Regions from separate parts of the Mus musculus genome. Here region 2 is linked to region 1. Evidence: chromatin loops called from intact Hi-C (ENCODE). Cell type or tissue: left cerebral cortex. All regions are shown on one strand. Each heading gives the region's core, and the rest is flanking DNA. Links, peaks and the distances in the headings are about the cores only.

Region 1 (8,412 bases), core at 1-5,000:
CTGAGTAGCTGGGACTGTATTTGACCTGCAGGAGTAACAAGGCTGAGGATATTCAATTTGTAGCCATTTGCAGCCACTCAAAATCAGAAGACAAGTTACTATTACTTCTTTCTACAAATAAAGTTTTCATGGGACCCCATGGGCTTCCAGCATAGCTATGGCCAGGTTTCAGCTACAGAGTCAGAGCCCACATAGCTCTCCAAGCCTGAAAGGTTTATAGTCTGGCTTCGGGAGAAACTGCTGATCCTTGGCCTGAATCGCACATAACTGCTATGTGACTGTAACCTTCCTTGCTGGCTCTTGTGCCTTTCACAGACGTAAGGGCTCAGACCTCGCTCTCCTACATCCCGTTCAGGTTCCACTGGCGGGAGGATGAGGCCCTCCACCTGCTTTTGCTCTCAGTGGCTCCCTTTAATAGGGTTTCAGGCTGCTGCTGCTACACCTTTGTGTGTCAGCAGCTGGCAGCTCTTCTGGTCCTTCTGTCAATTATGAGAGACAGAAGCGCTGTAGACAGGATCCCTACTTTCTGGATATCACCATTAATTCCTTAGAATTTTGAGCATATATATGTATATATGTATGTATATGTGTGTGTGTATACACATGAATAAAAAAAAATATATATATATATACACACACACACACACACGAATTAATGAATGAATCTTTACATCAGCTGGCCCTCCAGTATTCCTTTCACTTAAACCCCATAAAGCTGTGAGAAAAAAAAAAAAAGAAAAAAAAGAGGGCCAATACTTCTTAAGAGAATTAGTTTCCCTCAAAACAAATAGCAACACACCCTTCATGGTACTATATCTGGGTTCATTAACAGGCTTCAAACTACTTTAAAGATGGATGTGGAGGCACACACCTCTAAGTCCCAGTAGGAAGCTGAGGCAAGAGGATTGCCTTGAGTTCAAGGCCAGCCAGGCCAGCCAAAATTAGAGCCACAGAGTGAGGGCCTGTCCTGACCCACCTGAGTGTATGTGTTTATACATTGCTGAAATAAATGGTCCCTGTAAAACCCCATGTTTCTTTGAACCCCACGCCTCAAGTTTAAATAGCAGGTGACTTAGATGGTGAGTGGACCCCCCAAGCCTCTATCAAGCAGAAGGAGAGGACCCCACAAAGCTCTACTCTAACCCCCCATTGGCATGCCGTGGCATGTACCCACAATAATAATTAAAAAAAATAACAGATGACCAAATGATTAAGCCACAAGTACCAAATTCCAGCTTGTCTTGGTTGTTGGCCACTGCGTGGATCAACCCGATGGTACCACAGGAGTTTCCGATGGTCTGCTTCATGAAGTAAACTTTAGGGCTAACTTCCTGTCCCTTCAGTTCCTCAATTTGCTTTTTCCTGAAGTTTTCATGCTGTGAATGGGAGAAATTATTTGTTTTGGGTTTTTTTCCATCTCAAAACGAACATTTAAAGTAAGCAGATGGTGGTCCAGCCAGTTCTAAAGAGATAAACAGCGGGATGTGTGACCATGAGTAAGCGCCATGGTTCTAGATGCTGTTGAATGCCCAGAGTCTTCCTCCCACACCCAAGCAGGCCGTGGGGCTCCACCCCGATGCTGCAGTGCAGGCAGGCACTGCCTTGGATGCTGCCCAAGGCTGTCTAGACACCACGGCAACCTTTAGCTGGAGGCGGGGTGTCGTGAAATCTGCAAACAGAGCTGTACTCAGGGCTTTCTCCCTTCAGTGAGAAGAATGACTGCATTTCAGAGGCTTCTAATCAAGCTTTGATCAATACCCAGTGTTAGCACCAGCTGGTATCTGTTCCGCTATTCTTCACCGGTTCCATTTGTGTGCAAGTCAATGCCTTTCAACAAGGTTTAACTGTTTGGAAGGGGCAAGCAGATCCAAGAACTTCCCTTCCTGGTTTGTTTTAGAAAAGTAAAACCAACTGGTACAAGGATTGGACTATGGTTTAAAACTAACAAGCAAACAAAAACCTAAACTTTCATTTTGCAGAAGACAGGGTACTAGTTTATCCTTGCCAGCAATACAGGGGATGTTCTAACCGGAAGGCAGATTAGCAATTATCTGGGGAGGCTGCTCTATGAACGAGAGATTTCCTCCGAGCATTAAATCTTTTATCTTTCTTTTAGAGTCAATTAAGTGTTCAGCGACTCCAGAGACTGTCCATTCCTCTCACTGCTGAGTTTGGAAGACCTGAGAAGTCAGGAGTTGCCAATCAAAAGCAGGTGCTGCTGCCCTAGAAATGCCCACTGCCCACGGCCAGCAAAACTCACACAGCACATCAGCCAGCTGGGTTCCGATTCTAGGAGCCCGCCGTGTTTAGTGTACTTGGGAATGCGAGTGTGCATTTTCTCTGTGGCTATAGGAGAGGAAGACAACTGTCCTGGGAGATGAACTGAAGCTCGACTGTTCTTGCTTCCCACTTACTGTTCAGGGTTCTCGCCCCTCTTCCTGCTAATCAATCAGCTATCGTTGTAAAATAGACCACCACCCAGCTCATGCCTAAGCTCATGCCTGGATCTCATCACCACCAAAGTGATTTAAGATGTTCACTTCGGAGCTCCCGACATAACCCTAGTGAGGATGAGATGCCTGCTAAACTAGCTTGCTTGCGGACAGACTATAAGCTTCATTTCTCATCAAAAAGAATTCTTCAGTGTTTTACCCATTACATATGCAGAATAAGTACTCTATAGATGGGGCAGATTAGACGGCAGCTAAAGGACAAAACAGTAGCCCAACCAAACTGGAATGTCCTCTTAAAAAATCCACTGGAGCCTGCAAAATGAGACCAGTTCCAAGGGAGCGGGCTCACCACTGCCTCCCAGAGGCCTTGCCTGAGCTCTGCTCAAAACCTCCAAGTCATCATGGTTCCTCTGGAGAGCAGCTCCAGAAACCTCTACGGCAGGACGAGAGCCGACTTTGGTTCAGTCAAGGAAGCCAATCTGACACGGAGTGGTAGCAATGAAAGCTCCGACTGGAAAACGCGTCGCCGACATCATCCAAACTCCATGTTTGAACTCATCAGAGACCATCTGCTAGGAGCAGGGCCTAGAACTTCCCATACAGCTTAGTTCCGGTCAGGTCAAGGATGCCTCTAGAACACCTGCCCTCAGGACGGTATTTAATTAGCCTCATCCCATCTGGCAGAGACGCAAATGCCTCCAAGTTTTACCAATGTCATCCCCTCTTAAATCATTAGGAAGCTAAGAGCCCACAGGAGGGAGACGATGCAGTGATTTACTGGGGCTCCACACACGGCGAGACAACGCATAACCCCCAGTTTTGTCTTTCTCTATGGCTCAGCCTGAATCATTTGCATCCCTGCCCAGTGGAAGATGGAAGACTGTTTCAGAAAATGAAGAAGTGTCTCTATGACTGTGTCACAGGAGCCCTACTTCATCCAGCCACAAGGTCAGAGAGGTGGAGACCGCGGCTCTGTGCACCAGTGATTCAGCTTTCTAAAAGGAACGTTCAACAGTGTGCCTGCTGGGAGGGGTGGGGGAGGGGAATGGAGAATCCACCAGAGAGGCAGATGGAGGTGGCAAATGAAGAGACAGCTCTTTTGACTTAAGCAAGCCAGGCCCTCATCAGTTTACAGTCAGGTGAGAGAGCAACAGAACCAAACCAGGGACCTGACCCACTCACGGCCCTTAAAAGGAAAAAAAAAAAAAAACAAACCGGCCATCCGCAAGTGGGAGCAAGGCTCATAAGTAAACAAACAAACAAAATAAACAAGTTGGAGATCTTTCTTTGGATAACTGAAAAAAAGACTTAGACGCAATGGGCTCCTTCTCTTCCAAATTGAGGCAATAATGGACATCACAATAGAGCCCCGATGAAAATGCAAGCACCTCCCACCCTAAGAAGTGGGATCCTTATCAGGGACCCTACAGGAAAAGGGGACAGCGTGAGGTAGGAACTCATTCCACAACACTGCGTATCCACTGAGACCCGCCCATCACAGACCTCTCCCTACCTGGGCCGTGAGGGGAAACAGGAGCAGCAGGGCGCAGGCAGGGGATGGCACTGAGCCCAGAGTCTCCTCCTCCAGCCCTAGCACGTCGGCGAAGCGCCACTGGCCGGCGACCCCCAGCTTGGCCAACACCTGCAAGAAAAAGACAGGGCAGCCAGACCGAAAAAGCCAGACAAATAATGGGCACCTGCTAGGGGGCGGGGCCAGCACGAGCATCCCTCGTGCGGCCCTCCCACTCCCCAACCCCCCACCAAACACACACACACGGGTCCCCACCCGAGTCTGGGAGGAGCCTCCGCGCCGTCCCACCCTGCGTGCCGCGCAGTGACACAGCACAAAGCTCAGCCCACACGTGGCTCGCGCGAAGCCCTCGGACTAGAGTCCGCGGGCCGTCGCCACGCCCTCGAGAGCTGCTCCCCGCGCTCGTTGCTGTCCGGGTCCATCCTCCGCCACCTCCCCGTGATCGATCTCTCAGTCACTCCCAAACCCCTAGATAACTCAGGGCAGAGACGACACCCAGCTGGGCGCCCCAGCCCAGCCACCTCCATTGCACAGGGCGCGGCCGGCTGGGCGTCTCCAACGATGCTCTTGGAGGATAGGGACAGAGACTGCGCGCCGCGCCACTCACTTTGTTCAGCATCTGAAAGCCAAAAGCAAAGAGGAAAATGATAATAAAACTAAATGATTCAGCTACCGAGCTGTAGCTAAGGGTCAGCCTTATTTCTCCCGAAGCGACCCAGCAGCTATGCTTACCTCGGGGTTAATCTCCATCGGCTTCAGCTGCATCTTCGCGGATGGCACCTGCAGACACAAACCCGAGGAGCCGAAAAAACAGCCGGTGGAGCCGCCCAGGCTGCTGTTATAAAGCGCCGGCCTCGCTCACTGGGAAAGCCTGAGCAGGGGAGACGGGAGCAGAAACAAGCAGAGGAGGAAGGCCAAGAGGGCTCGAACTCCCCCATGCACCGCACAGAATGGTACAAGCCAAGCCCCCAAACCTTGCAGTCTCACTCGCCGGTGAGCTAATCTGGTGGTTGTGGAGATGGGTTTTGTTGGTGGGTGTTCCTTGAGCGCATGAAGCAGCCTATTTGAGGGAGCTTTCAATTTGGAGCGAAATTTCTGGAAACCCTCCTCTGTCGTCTCAATCACTCCAAAGCTCGAGGGTCTCTGAAACATTGAGAGAGAGAGAAAAAAAAGCACAAAATCAACAGGTATATGTAGTGTTTAATATGAATATAAATATTTGTCGGTCTTCCTCCCTCCCCCCCCCCGCCCATCTCGGAACAGTTTGTACTTAACCTTAGACAATCTGTCCTCCATGTTAAATTCAACCTGTGTCCAGGCTCGGTTTTTAATGGACTGCCTAGAATAAAACATCTGATACGGAGTGCATTAGTGAAGCTGATGTAATGTGACTCCAGGGGAAGAACCGGTGGGTCGCTGGGAAGCAGTACATGCGAGACACATAGAATACGGGCGCCGGAGGACTTTAGAAACAGACCAAAGAAAAGATAGATGATTTGAGACTAGAGGCTTAAAGGAAAAAGCATTTAAAAAAAAAATAGGGGAAACCTTTTTTCAAAGAACAGGGGTTTGGGATAATAAGATTTTGGTCCACAATACTTTGGGCGCAGAAGAAAGGGAATAGCAACGGAGGAGAGCCCGCGGTTCTCCAGGGATGGGGGCGGGGGTGTTCTTTCTAACAGGCACATTTCAAAGGATGGAAGGCAAACGCTTGTGCTGAAGGCGGAGTAGAAGGAGGGGCCAGATCTGTATCAATTGTCAGGGATGCTAAATCACAGAATGAGGTAGCTAAGGATGCAGGCAGGTTGGGTATTTTAAAAAATATGCTCAGAACAAATGGTGAAAAACAGACATGCTTTTTGCTAGCCCGAGGTAAGCAAGGCATAGGATGGAGGGAACCAACCTTGTTTTAACAGCACTGCCTCTCCAGCTGGATCCTTTACCAGGCCATCTTATTTCACCCTGAGAGGGTCCAATATTGTATTTGTGAAATTTTATACATCAGGATCCAGGGTTCAGAGATGTTCATTTGCTTGGTGCTACAGCTGGAAAATGAGGCAGGAAGACAAAACCTGGTAAATGAGGCTGGAAGGGTCCATTTTCTGTTTTAGACTCAGCAATGTGCTACTTCAATTTTCTTCCCAGTTTCACCATCAGGGAAAAAAAAATGACCTTCACTTACCAAGTGTGAGAGGCAAGAAGGCATTAGTAAGATTCTGAGTGAATTTTATACTATGTAAATTACATCTCAATGCAGTTAATAAAAAAAAAAAATACAAGACAGACGGACACATAACCCAGTACACCTGGGTAGACTGTGTGCATGTCTGTCTTTTGGCAGAGACATACTACATTTCCAGTTTTCTTCATTTATCCATTCATCACAAATACTGCACAAGCAAGCATTTACTCCCACTGGTCACTGAGCTTGGGAACTGGGTGATTCCAGAAATGAATATTGAAACTTCTTTCCTGCAGCTCTTATAGTGTGGAAGGAACACCTAACTCAGCGGAGGGAATTAGAAAGACATGAAAGGAAGTTGCGTTTAAGCTAAGGCTGATGGACAGGCAGAAGTCAGCAGTGGATGGGTATTGCCAGAAGAGCTAGGAAGGGCAGTATGAAGTCATGACCAGAAGTCTTTGTGGAAGGTACTTAGTTATTCATTCAACAAACAAGTGTGTGTGTGTATAGATATATATATACACATATATAAACACATATGCACATATATATACTTATATACATATATATGCACATATATATGTGAATGTATGTGTATATATGTATGTGTGTATGTATATATATATATATATATACACATATATATAACCATATGCTAGGAACTATGGATCATTAAATTAAACAACTCTCTACTTACAAAGAGAGAAGACACAGATCTTGTCCTGATCTTTCAAACGTGGGAGATGAGTGAACGGAAATGCTCAGATTGTGGGCAAGAAGCTTCATACAGACCTTAGCCAGATTCTAGGGCGTATAACTTGCAGGAAAGAAGGAGGAGGAGCAGGAGGAGGAGGAGGAGGAGGAGGAGGAGGAAGAAGAAGAAGAAGAAGAAGAAGAAGAAGAAGAAGAAGAAAAGAAGAAAAGAAGAAAAGAAGAAAAGAAGAAAAGAAGAAAAGAAGAAAAGAAGAAAAGAAGAAAAGGAGAAGGAGAAGGAGAAGGAGAAGGAGAAGGAGAAGGAGAAGGAGAAGGAGAAGGAGAAGAAGAAGAAGAAGAAGAAGAAGAAGAAGAAGAAGAAGAAGAAGAAAATAGGACGATGCACGTAGAATGGGCTTTGCCAGCTGGGGCTTAGCTTCTCTTTTGGCAGTAAAGCTGGCTGGACAGGCGGGATTTGCTGTCTGAGGTGGCGGTTGGTTATGGTTGGTTTTACAGTTCTGTACTGTGATGTTAGCGCTGAGTTACTGAATGCGCCTGCGACCAAGTCCCAGCAATCTAAACGCCAGGATTATTTAAAGGTACAAGCTTAAAATAAAGAGATGAGGTGGGTAGGGGGTGTAGTGATGGGTACACAGTTTGGTGAGACATGTCAGCATACATACCAGGGATGTGTACGGAGCTCTACATGTCAATTACATGCACGTCCATTACAGTGCAATTGGTCAGTGGAGTAATTCTTTTTCCCTGGTAATTCTACAGTTACAACATTGTGAATTTGGAAAAATGACAACTGAAAAAAAATTACAACATTTTGATAACTATTTAAAATTAAATATACAAGATGAACATGGTAATGCTAACACTTAAGAGGCTGAATCAAAAGAATCATAAATGTAGAGTTATCCTGGGCTACCTAGCAAGTTCAAGGCCAGCCTGGGAAACTTAGCAAGGTCCTGTTGCATACCCATGGCACAAGTTGATTAAATTTAGCACACAAAAATCATAAGGAAAAACTTTAAATCAATTAAACATGAATTATTGAGTGTAGTACCCGACTTTTTGAGTAGTATGTGAGAAAAAGAGTGAAAACTAAAGAATGTTTTGGAGACAGGTCTTACTGTGTTGCTTTGCTTGGCCTGGAATACACTATGTAGACCAATCTGGCCTTGAACTTGCCTAGATGCACTGCCTCTGCCTTCCAAGTGTGGGATTAAAGATAGGGTGGCACCGTGCCCAGCTTCAAATATTTTAGGCATCATAATTTGAATGTAAAGTTAATGGAATCGCTGTCTCTAGCAGAAGCAAGAAGTTCAATTTAATTTTAATCATCGTGAGTTCTCAGCTCAGCGCCTTCAGTAGGTTTCCAAGTCCCTGGAAATAAATAAATAAATAAATGCTGTGACTGATTGGTGATGTCTGCTGTGTTAACTAGTTTCACGTCAGTTTGACTCAAGCTAGGCTAATCAGAGGAGGGAGGTCTGGTTGTAGGCAAGCCTGCAGGGCATTTTTCTTAATTAGTGGTTGATGGGGGA
Region 2 (11,090 bases), core at 3,286-8,285, 100 kb after region 1:
CTCTGCCTTACCCGAGGTTGGTCTCTCAAAATCAGTATGGAAATTGTAGGTGTGGGCAGGAAAGGGCCCAGGGTAGGAATTGTTTCTATTAAAGGGTGCTGTGAGTTGACATTGTGAACTACCGTGTTGTGTGCCTTCCCTGGGGCTTTAAAAGATGGCTATTATGAAGATAGCTTTCTCCTGTTTCTGCATTTTTATATTCTCTGTTTTAACCCTTTGTAGTTCTTTTCTGTGCCGTTATATGACTCTTATGGTATTTAAAAAAAAAAAGTCTCACTACATAGCTCTGGCTCTCCTGGAACTTGCTATGTAGATCAAACTGGCTTTGAAGTCATAGAAATCTTCCTTTTCTCGCCTTCCCAGGGCTGGGGCTAAAGGTGTGTGCCACATGGCCATCTCCTATGGAACAATTTATTTTAATGTTTTGTTTTTGTTTGTTTGTTTGTTTTTTTCCTTGAGATGGGGCTTTATTCTGTAGCTCAGGCTGGCCTAAATTTACTATGCATAACACAGGCTGGCCTGGAAATCTTGCAAGTTCTCCTGCTTCAGCCTCCCAGGTACTGGGATTGCAGACATGAGCCACCATGCCTGAGTTGGGAATTTTAAATAAACCTAGACATGTGAAATATTCACGGACTCAGTTTTTACTTGTTTAAAGCCTTTGGAGATTTGTCTTTAGAGAAGGTTGATATGGCAGTTATTCTGCATTGCGTTCCTCACACCAACATTTAATTAATAGTATATTTCATGAAGATTACTGTAGGTTTATTGCTGCCGTGTTTGGAGTTGTGGTTCTGTGCTAGAATCCAAAGATATTGCTCTGTTTCCATTTTCATTTGTCGGTGCTTTGAGCCAACACCTTCCAAAAGGACTGTTAACCATTTAATAGCCACAATGGATCGAAGGGTGTTTTGTTAACCATTTAATGGCCACAATGGATCAAAGGGTGTTTTGGTAGAGTGGGGTCTTGAGATACTTGTGTCTATGGATGTTGTGATTCTATTTTTTTTTTTTACATTTATCTATTTATTTATTTTATGTATAAGTATAGTGTAGCTGTCTTCAGACACACCAGAAGAAAGTATCAGATCCCATTTACAGATGGTTGTAAGCCACCATGTAGTTGCTGGGAATTGAACTCAGTATCTCTGGAAGAGCAGTCAGTGCTCTTAACTGCTGAGCCATCTCTCCAGCCCCCGTTGCTGTGATTCTTAATGATGTTATATAAATTGATGGTATATAAATCTGTATTCCATTCAAGTTTGTATGTAAATAGGTGAATATATATGATACCCCCAGAAGACTGCACCCCCAGAGGAAGGAGTGGGGTTTCTTGTCAGTCACAGTCCTTAATGTTTGTCTCATAAATGGGAACTTGGAAAGGGGGTAGGAGGAGGGAGGAGCTGTAGGTGGGAGAAGGACGAGTGAAAGCCACAGAGGCTAAATGATAACAGAGCAAGGTGGAGGCCTAAATATTTTATTGGATTTAACTTTGGCATCAGAAAGTTCTGGAAGGAACCCCAGACTAGGAGTTAACACACTTGGTTCCTTGCCACTTCCTAAGACTATGACTTTGGGTGACTCAGTGAAGTTCACTTTAGGGCGTTGGTTTTTCCTGTCTGCCCCACCTTTCCCCCTGGGGCTTTACAGGGAAGCTCATCTTGAGGTGTTGTGTGAGCTGTGACAGAAGATGAAGCCCCCATGCAGGGGCCGCTCTCTGTGATAGGTGTAATACTGTCAGGTAAAATACAACCGGAGCTCCTGGCTGTCAGTCTAGTGGAGAAGATAGATAGAATCTAGTAATCACTCTGCTGTAGACATGTAAGCCTTCCTAAGAACCTCAAGAGGAGCAACAAGGCGGGGAGGCTCATTGTAGTCGTGTGTGTGTGTGTGTGTGTGTGTGAGTGTGTGTGTGCCCAGAGCTCAACTGTGGGCTTTGAAGTTTTTCCTGGAAATCCCCATGTCTTTTCTAGGGAGTGACTTAAACACAAATCACTTTAGGGAAACTAATTTATCAGGATAGATAGATGGAGGATTGGAGTCTGGGGAAAGAGGTAAATGAAATTATTCTCATAGTTATTAAAAAAGAAAAGCCTTAGACTTTTAAATGTTTTATATATTCACTGTCCCTTCTCTGAAATGCTAGGGAGTAGAAGTGTTTCAGATTTTTGAGATTTTTAGATTTTGGAATGTTTGTATGGACTTTACTGTTTGAATACTTTTGAATCTAAAAATTCAAGATAAAGAAATGCAGCAGAATCCATATTTGTACATTTTGGGGTTTTTTTCAGGGGTGGGGTGTTCAACTTGTTTGTGTTTAATTGTTCAATGTTGACATTTTTATGACTTTTTGGGAGTCTTCATACTTACATGGTTTTTATTTAGAACATTAGGGAACATCATTTCAGCAAATACTTCTCTATGTAAGCTTTTTTGTGTTCCAGAGACATGCTCACTGCGTCAGGCATGCACAGAATCCCATGTGAGACTGAGACCCCATTGCCCTTAATTTGTAGATAAGGAAACAGAAACTTCCCATGCTATGTGGCTGGGCCTGGGCCCAGACACATAGATTTAGTGTGTGTTCTTCACTGAGCCTTCAACTTTCTCTCCCAACACAAAGGATTTAACCTTCTCAGAGCAAAGACAAAGATGCCCAGGTGAATCCGTTTGTCTGAGCATGCTCTCCTCCTCCTCCTCCTCCTCCTCCTCCTCCTCCTCCTCCTCCTCCTCCTTCTCCTCCTCCTTCTTCTTTCAAAACCAGTACCCCGGGGCTCTTGATTCTAGCTGCATATGTATCAAAAGATGGCCTAGTCGGCCATCACTGGAAAGAGAGGCCCATTGGACACACAAACTTTATATGCCCCAGTACAGGGGAACGCCAGGGCCAAAAAATGGGAATGGGTGGGTAGGGGAGTGGGGGGGGGGAGGGTATGAGGGACTTTTGGGATAGCATTCTAAATGTAATTGAGGAAAATACGTAATAATAAAAATATTAAAAAAATGTATACAAAAAAACCCAAGTTTTAAAAAATTATAAATCTTAATGGATTAATTCTTGCAATTGCGGGTGGGGAGGGGCTCTCCCTATGTAGCCTTGCCTGGCCTGGAACTCACTATATAAAGCAGGCTGACTTTAAACTTACAGAGATCCACCTGCCCTCTACCTCCCAAGTGCTGGAATTAGAGGCGAGCCCACCATGTCCAGCAGGAAAAGCCATTTTAAGACATAAGGATTTTGTAGTGAAGTTCCTTTTCCTTTCTGACGGGCTACGTGGCTCTCTGTGTTTTCCTGACTTTTGTAACTAGGATAACTAACCCTCAGCGGTGTCAGGTGGTGTTTGGCTCTGCTCACAGGCCAGATCTCATGATTGTCCGCAGACATCTCTGATTGACTGCAAAGCTTCAGTTCAATGTCGGCTGGGAGTCTAATCTAGCGCAGGGGTCCCGTCTAGTGTTTGCCTGCACTGACTCCTCGATTTCATATTTGGGGGCCTCAAAAGGAGGCAAGTTCCTTCCATGAGGTCCTGGCACTAATGATTGTCATGTAAACATTTTGGGGGTACAGGTAAAGAAGGTGTAGCTTCCTCATGACACTTCCAAGAAGCCCAAGGAGTTCCCTTAGAAAGTTCTAGGGAATTTGACACTGAGAAGAATTTCAGAACTATCCAATTTATGAAGCAGAGGTAGAGATTTTATTATAGATAATGCATAAGGATTAAGAGTCACACAGACCCAGGAGCCTGGGTGTAGGCTTCTCAAAGTCCTGTGATTCAAAGACGACGACTCCTCCTCCTCATTCTTATTTTTAAAATAGTTACAGAGATGACTTTGGGGGCGTTTGCAGTTACTGCCTAGTTGATGGGTGATTCTGAGGTTGGCATCTGACAGGATTGCTTTTGACCTTTGGGCTCTGCCTGGAAAGATGATGCTCTCTCTGTGTTGTAGCTGCCTCCACCCCCTGAGGGCTCTGCTTGAATTTGTTGAATGCTGTTAACTGCTAACTGATAAAGAAAAGTCCAGTCCACAGGGACTCAGGGAGGTAGATAGCTTTCCTGACAGCAGTTTTGAGATCCTCAAGAGGAATGAAATGAGACCCTATGCAAGGTCTTATACATCCAGACTTTAGGCCTAGATCTCCGTTTAACGTAATATAGTTCTATAGGAGAGCAGTGTTAACTCTCTGTGGTACTGCTGATAGCAGAGACTGGAGTTCTCTGTGCTGGAATTCTTGCTTTTCAGCTGGCTCTCGGATGAGGGACTCCTCTCTCCTCCCGGATCTCTCTAATTGCCCGGTGTTTCCATCCTTCCTCAGGCAGAGCCAGCGCCAGCGCCAGGACAGATAGCGGCTCCCGAGCATCTGCCCAGTGTCTGTACCATCTGCTCAGACCTTCACAGCTAGTTGCTTCTGAGTGTGCAGGAGAGCGGGTGGGAGTGGGGTGGGGAGGGGCAGGGATAAGGGACAGGTGTGTGTGTGTGTGGTGTGGTGTGTGTGTTATATTCTTTTCATTCTATTTGCATAGGTGCAGTATAATTGACAGAGAACCATTTCGGTTACATTGTTTTCTCTTGTACTTTTTTTTAGTTTTGGTCAGTTCAGAATGTTTTAGGAAATGAGCCTTTATGAGCTAATGTCTCTCAGCACACTTCCCATTAGACTTATTTTTCTCAAGACTAAATAAAAATTTTAATCCTAAACACTGGGCCAGTGTGGCTAGTCTACAAAAATGTAAATTCAGTCGGAGGCTAAAGCATGACTTTGGGTCAGTTTGGTTTATGGCTTAGGATTCCACTGACATTTTTATTTTTTTAGTAGCAATGGTAAGAGATGCTTTGTGGTACCTCCTTTTTTTTTTTTTTTTTTGGTTTTTCAAGACAGGGTTTCTCTGTGTAGCTCTGGCTGTCCTGGAACTCACTTTGTAGATCAGGCTGGCCTCGAACTCAGAAATCCGCCTGCCTCTGCCTCCCAAGTGCTGGGATGCGCCACCACTGCCCGGCTTGTGGTACCTCCTTTTGTATATTACTTTTCCAGTACATTTTTGTTTTTGGACCTTTGGGCTTTGCCTGGGAAGTGCTGTTTTTCTGTTTTGTGGCCGAGTTCACCCGGCTGAGGACTTGACTTCAGTTTGTTTAATGCTGTTAACTGCTAACGCGTACATTCTCCACGACAGAGGGCTGTGGGCAGACTGTTACTAAGAAAGAGACACCAGCTTGCAACTCACCAGAGAAAACAATTGTCTTTATTTGGTTAGGATCTCCTTTTGGACTCCTTCTGCTTCCTTGATGGCTGTGACTCCCCCGGACATTGTATTTTGCCTTTGTCTTAATCACCTAAGCACTTATGTCTCAGTTGGCGAGCTAGGGAGCCAGAGTCTCTGGAACATTCTATATAGAATTTTGTATTTACGACACGAGCACTTTTGTCTGGGACTGCCAGGACAAGCAGCCGATCACTTATTCAAAGTGGAGCGATGTGAAAAATGTCGCATTCGGGCCGGAGAGATGGCTCAGCTGTTAAGAGCACTTGCTGCTCTTGGCGAGGAGCACCCACGACCATCTGGAACTCCGGTTCCAGGGGGCCTGATGCCCTCTTCTGGCCTCTGCAGATGCCATATGCACGCATGTATTGATACATGCAGTCAAACACTCACCCAAACAATACGTATATTTTTTTAAGATTTTATATTCATATCTCCTCTGCTGATTTCTGAGATAGGGCCCGGGTAGGATAGGAGGTTTCTATATTGACTTTTGCACAACTACAACCAAGACAAAGCAAAGTCTGCTAACCTTCAGTTTGGGGTTTCAAAGCACCATGTAAACAATCCCAGGTCCTTGGGACGCTAAAGCAGAGGAAGGTAAGCTCCAGGCCAGCCTGGGCAACATAGCCAGTTCAAGGACCCTGGCTCAATATAAAAGAATATAAGTAAAAAGGACTGGTGATACGTGTCAGTGGTAGGACGCCCATTGGACACAGGACACAAAGTCCTACTTCAACTCCTAGAACAATAGAAAAAGAACCTTGAGATACTTGTGCAATTACTTGATGGGAAAGTCCTAGATTTTTTTAGTTCTTGTTGCCTCTCTCTGCCTCACACTGAATATAATGTCAATTATTTCCATGGTTCAGTTTTATTGAGTTATTCCAAATCATTCAAGTGTTCAACTTAATCCCCTCAGAAGCCTTAATTTTCCTGAACTAACATTTTATGTCTTTATCTAAAATGTACTGTGCTGATATACAATTGAATTATGAGACCATGAGACATATCTACCTTAGGTACAAGCACATCCGACCCTAGGGAAGGGGGCGGCTTGCTTGCTAGGAGCACGTCTCTGCTTCCGAACCCACGAGTGGATCTTCCTCATTTCCAATCTGTCATGAACATGTATTTTTTTTTTTAACAAGAAAAAAAAAAAACAACCAAACAAATAAAAAGCACACAAAATGAAATCCCAGTCTTAAAGTTAATTTCAGAGACAACAGATAAAATTATGTTTCATTAAAAAATTTTCATAGAAAGCAGCACAATATAATGCAAAAAGATAAAAATTGTTCATGTCCACTGAAAATGTGTAGTCATAAAAATCACTATGACACTTGACAGTTTTAAAATTTCCATTACAGCTAAATAAAATGTTGTATTTAAAACTGATTATCCCCCTTGAATGCCTTTATGCATACTTTGAACACATACCCTACTACCAATGACCTTGTTCTTGTGAGTGGGTTTACTTCTTGCTCTTTAAGCCTGACTGCTGGGTGGTACAGTAGTTGGTAGCTCATCTTGGGGTTCAGTGCTGTGTACACATAGGCTGTTTGGGGTTTCAATTTAGTAACACTCACAGGAGAGAATGAACAAAGGGCACTGAGGACAATGAAAGGGACATCTGTTGCAATCCACGTGAAATGGCATTTTAAAGCAGTTTCACCTCGGGTTGTTCTAAAAATTTTTCTCCAAAAGGAAGTGCTAAAAACTAGATTCCAACCCTCCTTAGGAGCCAGTTTCAGTAGATTATCTTACACAGTCATGGTTTTGTTTAGAGGATCTTTCCTCTAAAAAAAAGTGGATTTCCAGTTTTAATACTTTTAGTTTATATTTGACAAACTAAGTTTTAATCTCTTATAATACAATCGACAAGCTTGCCTGACTCTCACTGGGGTCACATGGTTCTTTGGGGCTTGTCTAGGTGATGGTTTGCCTCATGGGCACTCTCTTGCAAGGTCAGTGGTGAGAGTTTGCTGTGGGGAGGGACGGGACTAGAGGGACATTCCTGCCTGATGGCTGCAGACACTTCTAATTGGCCCCTCTTTGTAGATGTGCTTGATTCAGCTGGTAACAGTTCAAAGACTGGCTCCCATCTGTGGCCCACAGGTACAATAGGCCCATGTTCAGATGAGGCTCAGCAGGAGTGGATGAGTTGTTCAAACACCATCGTCATTGTTTCTTTGTAGCGGCTGTCTCTCTGTAGGACTAGCTAACCTGGCAGCGGGGCTAGGCAGAGATTGGCTTAGAATTCTTTGTTTTGAGGAAAGCCACTGCCTCCCCCAGAAGGTTCATGTGTAACTTAATAAATTAGGACCCCCACACACTCTCAGGCAATTGCTTCGTGTGCCATCCTTTTCCAATGTCGTGAAGACTAAGAAGTGTGCCTCTCTCATCTCTGCTGTCCTGCTGGGTTTTGTAGCTAGCTGCCAACTGGGATGTGGCCATTTCATTGGAGATACTTTCTTACTCTTAAAGTGCTCCCCCCACCCCCCTTTTCCTTTTAGCTAAGGAATGGACAGAGTTTTGGACTCTTCCGTCTATTCCCTGGGCAGTAAGAATCTATCCGGTTATTTCCTGAGACAGTTTAGCATTTGATCTCTTCCTTTCCCCCGTGCCTCAGATGGATTCTACTTTGGGCAGCTAAACATACTTTGAAAAAAAGGAAAAACCAACCAACCAACCCCCCCAAAAAAGAAAAGAACAAAAACAAAAAACCAGGAACAATTGGGTTATCTTAGTCTCTCATTTTAAACTAACTTCTACTTTTAAAAAATAAATCAGATCCAATCTTTGACTAGGAGTTTAAAAATAGCCCCAGGGGCAAGGGCTATTTGGGCTAGTGAGAGTTTGTCTTGCTTTATTAGTTTATAGACTTAAGCACTTTAAGTTCCTCAAGTTGGCAAAGGAAATCTCAGCTACAGTTGAAATTGTTGCGCAGACAGTTAGCAGAGTGTCTGATGATTTGCGCAAAGGACGGAATGTCCTTGGAGTGGTAATCACCAAGATTTTGAAAGAGGGGCCGTAAATTCAGGCAGCAGAGCTCAGTGAAGATGTAATGATGAGTGTAGATTTCTCTCTGTGAAAAGGAGCAGCGCCGTTCATTTGCGAAGCGTTTCCTTTCTTAAGGTTACACCTTGCAATCTGAAGATTTTCAATATGTATCCTAAAATGAGCTCGCTTGATAGTCAAAAAGCGTCATTGAGAAAATGACAGCTTGGCATCTTTCGCCAGGCTGCCTTTCTCTTCTGTCAGGTGAAAGAAGATGCCGTGGTGAATTTCCAGCACAGCTGGGGACGTGCTTTTGCTGTGCCTCAGCAGCTCCACCTCCCTTGGTGCCTAACCCTATCTGGGAGTCCTTGATCCAGCCAGAGATGCAGGCCTTGGGCTCATGGTCCTGCAGTCTGGAGGCTCCTTTTGCACTCAGAGCTTTAGTTTTCTCTTTCCAAATGAGTTTGTGGTTCCATGAATTGGGTTCTTTGGTGGGTGGGCTCTTGCCCTCAGGTGACTCTATTCATTTAATCTGGGCGGGATGGGGGGGGGGTTTGGGGAGGTAGGGGGATGGCGGGCTCTTTCTCCTTTTAGCCTGGCTGCCTCCTCCTAATCCTGCTGCTGCTCCTCCTCCTTCATGTTGGGTTTTGGCTGTGAAGTTATCTTTGAGCTCTTTTTATGGACAAATTAAACATTTAAATTCTATCTATCTATCTATCTATCTATCTATCTATCTATCTATCTATCTATCCATCCATCCATCATCTGTTCATTTGTTTATCATCTATCTATCTATCCATCATCTGTTCATTTGTTTATCATCTATCTATCTATCTATCTATCTATCTTTCTATCTACCTATCAATCATCTATCTACCATCTCTCTCATCTATCTGTTTACCATCTATCATCTGCATCTGTTTATCATCTATCTACCTATCAATCACCTATCTACCATCTGTCTGTCTGTCTATCACCTATCTATCTATCTATCTATCTATCACTCTTTCTGCCCCACTTGTTTCTCTTTTTCATGGTAGTCTTGCACAGGTGAGTCACACTCACACCACAGACTGAATGTTATCCTATCTCGGAAATGTCTGTGCTAAACGGTGGTCCAAAAGAGAATGGTCGCCACACCCAACCCTCCCCAAACTGGGAAAGAAACATTCAAATATCTGAGCATGTATGGGCATTCAACCTTTTCGTAAGAATAGTTGGTTTTGACAGCGAGACTCCCTTAGAGGAAATTAAAATTTCATTTGCAAGGGGTTATCAGTTGGAGATTTCTTCTGGGTTAGGGATTGGGACATGTGTCCATGTGTCTTCTCCTTTCAGCTCTAGGGCTCTGTGTGGTGCAGACCTGTGCAGTGCCTGCACATGCTGCCCAGGTCTCAGTGAGTTCACATATGTGCCAGTCTTGTTGACTTAGAGGGCCTTGTTTCCTTGGTGTCCCTCACCCTCTCTGGTTCTTACATTCTTTCTGACTCCTCTTCCTTAGGGTTCCGTAATCCCTCAGGGGAAGGATTTGATAGTGACATCCTTTTTAGGGGTGAGCAGTCCAGGTTTTCTCACTTTCTGAATAATGGCTGGCTGTGTGTCTCTTTATTTGCTCCCGTCTGCTGCAGGAGAAAGCCTGTCTGAGGATGACTGAGCAAGGGACTGGCCGATGAGCATAGCAGAATATCGTTATGAGTCATTTTATTGCTACTTTTTTTTTTTTTTTTTTTTAGAACAGTGGTATTTGGTTTTACTCTAGGTCCCTGAGCTATTTAATCTCAGGTTCTTGGTCACCTAAGCAGTGCCAGGTATGGGTTCCAGCTTGTGGAGTGGGCCTTAAGTTAAATCTGATATTGGCTACCTCCCAAGCTTCGTGCTACCATTGTCCTAGTGTGTCTTGCAGGCAGGACACCTTTGTAGATCAGTGGTTTTGTGGCTGGGTTGGTGTTTACCCTTCACCTTTGGGAGTGTGCAGAATACCTTTCTGTACCAAAGATGCTAGCATGCTGAGGTGAAGTCTCTGTAGGCACCAGCTGGACTTATCCATGTTCAATGAGTTATGTAGGTGGAGCAACCATCAGCAATGCAACCATTCTGATGGTTGTAAAATAAAATCCCACAGTAGTTTTGATTTGTGTTTCCCTGATGTCATGTCCATTAGTTTTAATTGTCAACTTGACACAGTCTAGGGTCACCTGGGAAGAGAGTCCCAATGAAGGCTTGTCTAGATCTGATTGGCCTGTAGGCATGTTTGTAGGGGTACTGTCTCATTTATATTATCTGATTTGGAAAGACCTACGGTGAAAATGGGCAGGACCATCCCCTGGATTTGAATACAGAATCGGATGAGGGAGAAAGTGAGCCGAACAGGTGGCATGCATGCATTGAGTTCTCCTGGTGTGGATGTGACTGGCTGCTTCACGGTTCCCACTGACTGCCTTGACTTCCCTGCAAGGATGGACAGTAAACTGGAATTGTGAGCTAAAGTATATACTCTTTGTGCTCTACCTTGCCTTTGTTGTGAAGACAGGGTCTTACTGTATAGCCTAGGCTGGCCAGGAACTGACTATGTAGACCAGGCTGGTCTCCAACAAGAGATCCACCTGCCTCTACCTCTCAGGTGCTGGGACTAAAGGTCTGTACTGCTAAGTCTGGCCCTAAGTTGCTTTTTTGTCAAGGTATTTTATCATGGAAGTGAAATTAGGACATGTGGATTTTTTTTTAACTTAGTTTTATTAGGGCTCAGTACAAGAACATGGGTAAGGGGGTTGTTTGCAGGGACATGGCTACAGCACTGAGGAACCCCTGCCCCTGACCCCAGCAAACATTTGC

Evidence for each region. A loop is a pair of places that touch in the nucleus more often than their neighbours do. Peaks named below come from ENCODE experiments on the same cell type or tissue, not always from the same donor. Only the 100,000 strongest peaks of a DNase experiment are listed, where the experiment ranks them.
Region 2: it touches region 1 in a loop (4-fold over the local background); 1 of 42 quality-filtered maps calls a loop at or near these places.

What each region holds. Positions count from the first base shown.
Region 1 is chr5:66,672,627-66,681,038 of GRCm38, reverse strand. Uchl1 (ubiquitin carboxy-terminal hydrolase L1) reads right to left here and starts at 4,918. Exons shown (of 9, transcript NM_011670.2): 1 at 4,717-4,918; 2 at 4,592-4,603; 3 at 3,967-4,095; 4 at 1,226-1,376. The coding sequence starts at 4,749. Uchl1os (ubiquitin carboxy-terminal hydrolase L1, opposite strand) reads left to right here and starts at 4,542. Exons shown (of 5, transcript NR_102714.1): 1 at 4,542-4,977. In left cerebral cortex, for the core only: a CTCF peak has its summit at 2,817; DNase peaks (open chromatin) are centred at 2,867, 3,170, 4,329, 4,897 and 2 more places; H3K4me3 peaks cover 3,891 bases; H3K27ac peaks cover 2,755 bases.
Region 2 is chr5:66,569,778-66,580,867 of GRCm38, reverse strand. All of the region lies in intron 1 of Apbb2 (amyloid beta (A4) precursor protein-binding, family B, member 2), which reads left to right. Among named protein-coding and RNA genes, the nearest start is that of Apbb2, 43 kb to the left of the region's middle. In left cerebral cortex, for the core only: a CTCF peak has its summit at 5,606 (motif pointing left); DNase peaks (open chromatin) are centred at 3,991, 4,330 and 5,319.